Regions from separate parts of the Mus musculus genome. Here regions 1 and 2 are each linked to region 3. A link is a loop called in an ENCODE intact Hi-C map of the cell type or tissue named here. Cell type or tissue: left cerebral cortex. All regions are shown on one strand.

Region 1 (2,500 bases), 93 kb after region 3:
AGAGACCCCAGAAGCCACTAAGAGGAGCAAGTAAGTGGTGGAGAAATGGAAGAGAAGAGAAACAGAAGGACGTGGGCACAATGAAGAGAGGCAGAACTGGAGACTGGAGGGTAGTGAGGAACAGCCTGATGTGAGTAGCTGGTAATGCCACCTGGGACCATGGTGGGGTCATAGCTGTGTTGCTACCAGGAGCCACATCTGAGCCTGTGGACTTGTAACAGCATGGGTCTGTTACCACCAAAGGCCAGGCAGATGTTCCTGGTCTGGGCTGCAGCCCAGGGACATGTTGCTGTCTGAGGGCTGTGCAGAACTGGCCCCATCCCTCACATGCGCATCCTGGGAGAGGTGGCCCTGGGAGCATGAGAGCAGGAGTGCTGACCCTGCCCCTCACCTGCTGCAGCACTTGGGAAAGCAGGCCCTGCATATCACCGGGCAGCACAGTGGAGCTGATCTTAGTGGCTGGAGGGAGCCAGCCCTGTAATATGGCAGAGTGGGTGAGGGAGAGATGCCTTCTTCACCCTTGCCTCTTGCTATCTACAGCAGGTGGGAAAGCTGGCCCTGAAGAGCTGTCTAAGAGCAGGAGAGGTGACCATGACCCTTGTCACTGCAACACTTGAGAGAGCAGACCCTGCTCCTTGCCCGGGCAGCAGGGAAGAGCTGGCCCTGGTGGTGGGGGTTGCAGGAGAGCCAGTCCTGAGGGTGTGGGAGCAGGAGAGCCACAGGCTGACCAGCTCAGATTCCTCTCAGGCCCAGATCCAGGGATTTGAACTGGCCCATCCCAACCAGCATCTACCCTACTGATGAACTGCTGGAATGCATGAGGGGTCCTGCAGATCCAAAACTACAGTATATCCATGACACGGGGCAACAGCAGGATATCCCAGAGGGGTCCCAATGAGGGTCCAGTATCGACAGGGTAGCAGAAACCAGAGGCCTCGTACCAGACCAACGGGTCATTGCAATGAACATTTGCATGCACAAAAAAAAAGTGTAGACAACACACTGACACACTACAGCTCCACAACAAGATTTTTTTTTTCTGTTGGGGTGGACGTTGCAAGGGTGGAGGGTGGGTTTGAGTGTAGGGGAGAGAAGTGGGATTGGGGCATATAATATCACAAAGAATCAAACCCATACAGAAAGAGAGATGGGGGTGCTGGTGATAGCTCAGAGATTAAGCGCACTTACTGCTCTTGCAGAGGACCCAAGTTCAGTTCCCAACACCTCCACTGGGAAACTCTCAGCTACCTGTCACTTCAGCTCCAGAAAGGAAGCTCACCTGCAACTGCACAGGAAGGAGCGAGCTGCTGTGCTTGCTTAGATTCTCAAGAGGCTGTGCGATGAGATAAAGACTGACAGTTTGGTCAGGTGGAGATTCTGGTGGCCTTTCTAGTGGTGGCTCTGGGAAGGTTGGTAAGAAGAGGATCACGGGGGACAGTACTGACAAAGGGGATATGAATAGCACAGTTGTGGGTGCACTGAGACATTGGTTGAGCATCTGTGGAGATGCTGTAAGAGAGAGTAGGTGGTAACAGGGAAGAAGAGGAGGAAACTTGCAAGGAGGTTGGACCTAGAGCACATGTGGAGAGACACCACATGGGCATTTTTATTATAAAGAGAAAGAAAACAGCACCAGGCACATTTGGTAGGTGAAGCCCGAGGATACACTCTTGATTGGTTCTGTTCTTTCCCGGCATCATGAGGTGAGGTTGACAGCTGAGCTTAAGGCTGGAGATTTGAGCAGGGACAACTGGTGAGAACAGCATAGCAGGTTGTCAAGGCAACCTCATCCTTGTGTCCCCTACTGTGTCCAGATAATTTCTTCTCTTCTGAAATCCCAGGTCCAGGTCCAGGGGAGATGGCTCAGTGGCTAAGAGAATGGAGTTCTGAGTTCAATTCCTCAAGAACCACTTAAAAAGCCAGGTGTGGCTGTGTGCACCAATAGCTCCATCTTTAGGGTAGAAACAAGACTGCTGGGGTTTTCTCCTGGGGATATCTAGAGTGAATAAGGCAGCAAGTAACTGAGAAGGCTATCTAGCCCTCCCACACCAATCACTAGTCAAGAAAATGCCCCACAGACATTTCTACAGGCCAATCTGTTGGGGACATTTTTTTTTCTCAATTGAGGTTCCTTCTTCTCAGATGACTGTAGCTTGTGTCAAGTTGAGAAAAGACTAATAACCAGCACACCAGGCTATTTCACCTGCCATGCAGCCTTTCCCCTCACTGTCCAATGCTTCAGCCTTGAGAGTATGCTCGCCACTCAGCATTCTTGTCCTGAGTAGACAGATAAATCTTCTGCTAGATGTTAGTGAGTGCCATGGAGAAGACGTAGGCAGGAAGTGTTGTGGATACTGAGGGATGAAGTGATTTAAGTTGCTGGGGGCCATGAAGAGGATCAGTGAATGGCCAGCTACATCGGAGGTGGGAGGGGACAGAAAGATTCCTGAAGCCATCTAAGACCTGGGTCCAGACAGAAGAGGGTGGGAGGCTGAGTAAG
Region 2 (2,500 bases), 76 kb after region 3:
CTTACATTTATTAGGATGATCATTCTCAAAAGCAAAGCACAACCCTAGAAAAGAGTATGAGTTGTGAAGGCCTGGAGCAGTTAGGAACCTTGTGTATAGCTAGAGGGATGTGGGATAGACAGCCACTGTGGAAAACAGGACAATAGTTGCTTAGCAATGTAAACATACAGTTACAACGTTACCCAGCAGCTCCATGTTCGTTTGCATATAAAAACGAATCGAAAACAGGAACTAGGAACTCAAATAGGTATCTGTACCATGGTCAGGATGGCCAAAAGCAAACCACGTGCCTATCAATGGATGAAAACAAATGTAGTCTACACATATGGCAGAGTGTTGTTAAGCCTTCAAACAGGAAGGCCATTCTGGTGCCTACTGCAGCACGGTGGCATTGAAGTCGTTGTGCTAAGTGAAGTAAGCCAGTCACAGAAGGGAAACTATAGAACGATTACTTGTCTGTCAGATAGATACCCAGAGTTGTAGAATAATCAGTGATCTTAGTTACAAGAGCAACCTAGGAATAAAAGGACAGAGAAGCTGGGGGTTGTTCAATAGGTAACAGTTAGGGGCAATGAGAAATTTCTGAAGATGGGTGTTGCTGATCATTTGCAAAAAATGCAAATCTACTTAATGCCGATGAAGCATGTGCTTAAAATGATTAAAATATTAAATCCTGTGATATATATATATATATCACATACATATATAACAACAAAAAGGTCTAACTTATCTGATTAAATATAGGATATGTGTATTATTATGTAGATAATTTTATATATGCACATATATGCACATATACATATTTACATATTACCAGCTTTATGGGTTCCTTGGTAGTCTAGGGAGATTTAGTGCTATTAAAAGGTGACAAGTATTCATAAAATATTCACAATAGAGATAAAGATTAAAAGGTCTTACTAAGATTTATTTTTGTTAATTATTTATGTGGTGTGTGTATGTGTGTACGTGTTTGTGTGTATGTTCATGTGGGTGCCCAAGGAACCCAGAAGAGGGCACTGAATTCCCTGAGACAAGAGTTACAGGTGGTTGTGAGCCACCTGATCTGGGTGCTGAGGACCAAACTCGGGTCCTCTGGATGAGCAGCAAGTGCCTTTAGCTCCTAACCACTGAGCAATCTCTCTAGTCCCTAGTGAACTCTTGAATTGTCAGAAAGAACTCTTCTTCTAAGCACTTGGGTACAGAGGTCTGAATATCTGTGGCCAAAACACATTCCAGAACTACTTTCTGGGAGGAGAATAAGAGCTGGGTTGTCCTTAATCAAGGGACTATGGCTCTTGGTTGGAGAATTGAGAGACAACTGCCTCCTGTGGTCATGTGGGGACAGTAGACAGCAAAGTGGAGAAGCTGCTCTGAGCAGCTTTCCCAACGTCAGGACTAAGCCAAGCTTCAGAGATGATGTCTCAATAAGCCAGGTGGGCAAGACAGTACTCAAAGGGACCCTGAGAATTCCTTAACATGCCTCAGCCGAATGTGCAGGCAGGGACAGTATGGTACCCAGGCTATACCTGGGCCCTAGTGCCCACAGGGAGGGTGGCCTAGCATCTATGCTCTGACCTCCCTTCTCTCCCATGCCCACTCAGCCCCCTTTAGCTAACACCACTGGACAAAGGAACCATTGTGTAGTCCTTGAGGGCTGGCCTACAGGATGCCCTCTGTGACATACAGGGCAGTGGCAAGGAGCTCTGGAGAGAAAGGATACACACCGCACACAAAACAGCAAAATCTCCCTGCCGAGCAGCGGTTTTTCTCCTGCTCATGTTTTTCAAATGTTTGAGATATTTTTATCCATACATTGACCCAGAAAACCTCATTCCCGCCCCCAGCAACTACAAAAATGAAATAAGATGAGCACGAGAAGAAACCCATGCTATCTTATGGAACATTTCTCCTCATAATCCACACCAATAAATGGTTCACAAAACAAAGCAACTGTTCTATAAAGGATTTATCTTGTATTTCTGAATTCCTGTTATGCCTATATTCAGTCACCCTGCTCAAAACACCAGGTGCACATTCCTTTTGATGTGAAAGATCCCAGAATATTTGACAGTTGGGCTCTCCATTGATATCTGTATGCTCAACTTTATACTTCCAGAATTGTAAGCCATTTGAGACAGTTTAACCCCTAGAGAAGACACACAAGTAGTTAAAAGCTGAAAATCAAGACTACTTGGGTTCAAATCCTGACTGTTACTGTCTTAGTTTGGGTTTTATTATGAAGAGACACTGTTTCCAAGGCTACTCTTATAAAAGAAAACATTTAATTGGGGCTGGCTTACAGTTTCAGGGGTTCAGTCTATTATCATCATGGTGGGAAGCGTGGCAGTGTGCCGGCAGACTTGGTGCTGGAGGAGCCAAGAATTCTACATCTTGATCCAAAGGCAGTCAGAAAGGGAGTGTAACTCCATACTGGGTGGAGCTTAAGCACAGTGACACACTTCCTTTAACAAGGCCACGCCTATTCCAACAAGGCCACACC
Region 3 (2,500 bases):
GAGCCCAAGGGGTGGACACGTGTCCACCGGAGAAGGATGCCACCCACCCACTTTTGGCACATATCAGAAAGAGCGACCGACCGTACCGTTAACAAGATGTAGAAATCCACTGAGGTGTGACTCACAGAAATGTTCTCTCTGACCTTCTGCCCGCTGGGATGGAACACAATAAATTTTAAGATGTAGACATTTAGTGGGAAGTTTTCAGAAAGGCACAGTGATGAATGACTAACGGTGGGGTATGGCTGTGTGGAATGATGGACAGACAGACATACTCTCGTGTTCATGCACACACGTACCCTCGCCCACATGTGCATGTGGGCTTTCTCCTCACTTTTAGAGACCCTTTAAAGCATCATTTGCTGTTGAGAACTACCAGGAGCTGAATAATGTTTTTATCTAGTGTGACTTCAAGTGGCTACGGCAAAACACATCCTACCCTCCTGGGATCATCACTTATGAGCTCCCCCTCCCCCTCTTTCTCCTGCAGAGTCCAGCACAATACTCAGAACACAGTAGGTGTGGATGCTCAGATACACACTCGGTACATATCACTGCAGGAAAATATTTAGGATTTTCTCAGGTCATAGAAACAAGAAACATCCCCCAGGGCATAGGATACCTGCTCTCCTATGTGTCTAGTGGTATGTGCTCTCCCATAGTGTCTAGGAGCTGGAGAGATGGCCCAGTCAGTAAAACAAATGGTACACAAGCAAGGAGATCTGAAGTCAGATCCAAGAACCCACACCGAAAAGCCGGGTGTGGTGGTGTATGCTTATAATGCCAGTGTGGGACATGGAGATGGTGATTTCTGGGTGCTGGCTCCAGGCCAATAAGAGATCCTGTTTTAAAAATCAAGATGGATATGAACTAAGGAACAATACCTGGAGATGACCTCTGACCTACCCGCGTGTGCGCACGCGCGCGCACACACACACACACACACACACACGAGTGGGCTATATTTGTACAGAAGGTGTTGGTCCAATTTGGGGTGATGTTGGCTTATCATAAGAGGGGCAAGGTAGAAGTTTTCTCTAAGATTTAATTACCTATAGTTAAAAAAAAAGCCTGGGGCAGGGTTTCTCCCAGGTATATGAAAATCATTCCTTCTATGATCTGCAGATTCCCATGACCTTGAACTCACTGGTGATGGTATTGATTGCACCACCACCTTCGATTCTGCAGCAGCTGACAGCAGCCTCTCAGCTAACAGCTTTGGGGGTAAGGCTGGTTTCAGCCTCACAGGCATAGCTGGCTGACTTTGCAGCCATGAGAATGGGCAAAGGTTTGTGCAGAGCCATGTCATGCAGAGAGTTTTGATTCGGGGAAAAACAGATCAGCCTGAAACAGGCGAGGGGGAGAACACAGCCGCAGAAGGGTTTTCAGGCTCTGCAGGGCTGCTAGAACCACGTGGAGCAGACCTGAGCTAAGCGCTCTGCCTACAGAAGGCTGCATAGCAACAAGGGAGGAGTCCTCCAATCCTAACTTGAAGAGCTGGCCACAGACAGCAGTGGCATTTCCTCATCTGATTTTTATGGCGCCCTTCTCGTAAAGGGCAGTCTATGGTTTTATTTTATGTGGACTTGAACTACCTCAGTTAATTTTCAAAGTAGCAGCTGTTTAGTGCATGTAATTCAGATTTTCACAAACAACCGAGACATAGGCACATGTTACTTGAAGTCATTTGGCTAGTTAGTAACAGCACAGTGATTTGAACCCAAGGCTAGTGAAGACCTATGTAGACCTTTATAAAACTGCATAGCCCCAGATTTTTACCTTTTTACTAGCCATTGTGCCCGTGCCTGTCTTTTTTGCCATTGTTTGGACAAAGAGGCAGAGCCAAGGGCATGGGAGTAGATTTGCCAACTGGAGCTTGGCTAGCAGAGGTATAAACCTTCAACTGCATGCACAGTAACCAGGAAGAAGGCTCTGAGGAGAGGCCAGAGGGTATTCAAGTGGCACACAGACCACCTGGAAGCCACCACCTGGCCTTTTCTCATTAGCAATTGTCCAGGATTAGAAAGAAAAGACCGGAATGTGGAATTTACAAAGGGCTTGTAGAAGAAGGCACTTGGGGGACATCCAGGCTGCCAAGGGTGGTCTGACTCTTCAGTCAGAAAGCTGAGCAGCAATGGGCAGGGGATCTTGATTGCACAGATGACAAGCTGGCCCTTGATGTGGCTGAGCCAAAGAGAAAGGGTTGGAAGTGCCAGAAATGGAATATCAGTAGGAAATTTAAAAGTTGAATTTGAAAATCCAAAATGAAGGCAGTACTGGCAGAAAGAGACTTAGTTGTGCTGGCAGTGAGCCTGTGGCTTCCCAACCTTCCTCCCATTGTGATGGCCATAACCTTGGATCTGGAGAGTAACTCAAGTTGTGTGTTTTTAGCAGGAGAGAAACTAGGAGCCAATGCTGACCACATTTTGATAAAGAACCGATTTCCAAAGATGAGGAAAAGAAAGGGGAAAAATTTCAATTTTCAGGACTTAGCAAAGGG

What was found. A loop is a pair of places that touch in the nucleus more often than their neighbours do. Peaks named below come from ENCODE experiments on the same cell type or tissue, not always from the same donor. Only the 100,000 strongest peaks of a DNase experiment are listed, where the experiment ranks them.
Region 1: a loop joins it to region 3, with 2.0 times the contacts of the local background. A loop is called at or near these places in 2 of 42 quality-filtered maps.
Region 2: it touches region 3 in a loop (8-fold over the local background); 2 of 42 quality-filtered maps call a loop at or near these places.

Annotation. Positions count from the first base shown.
Region 1 is chr2:104,225,248-104,227,747 of GRCm38, reverse strand. All of the region lies in intron 10 of D430041D05Rik (RIKEN cDNA D430041D05 gene), which reads left to right. Among named protein-coding and RNA genes, the nearest start is that of Gm22501, 1.7 kb to the left of the region's middle. In left cerebral cortex, a CTCF peak has its summit at 1,261; a DNase peak (open chromatin) is centred at 1,507; H3K27ac peaks cover 2,175 bases.
Region 2 is chr2:104,241,604-104,244,103 of GRCm38, reverse strand. The region is part of intron 6 of D430041D05Rik (RIKEN cDNA D430041D05 gene); the gene reads left to right. Among named protein-coding and RNA genes, the nearest start is that of Gm22501, 15 kb to the right of the region's middle. In left cerebral cortex, a CTCF peak has its summit at 1,342; DNase peaks (open chromatin) are centred at 1,378 and 1,828; H3K27ac peaks cover 1,487 bases.
Region 3 is chr2:104,317,955-104,320,454 of GRCm38, reverse strand. All of the region lies in intron 1 of D430041D05Rik (RIKEN cDNA D430041D05 gene), which reads left to right. Among named protein-coding and RNA genes, the nearest start is that of Gm22501, 91 kb to the right of the region's middle. In left cerebral cortex, no CTCF peak of the experiment used is centred here; DNase peaks (open chromatin) are centred at 84, 522, 732 and 1,424; H3K27ac peaks cover 2,500 bases.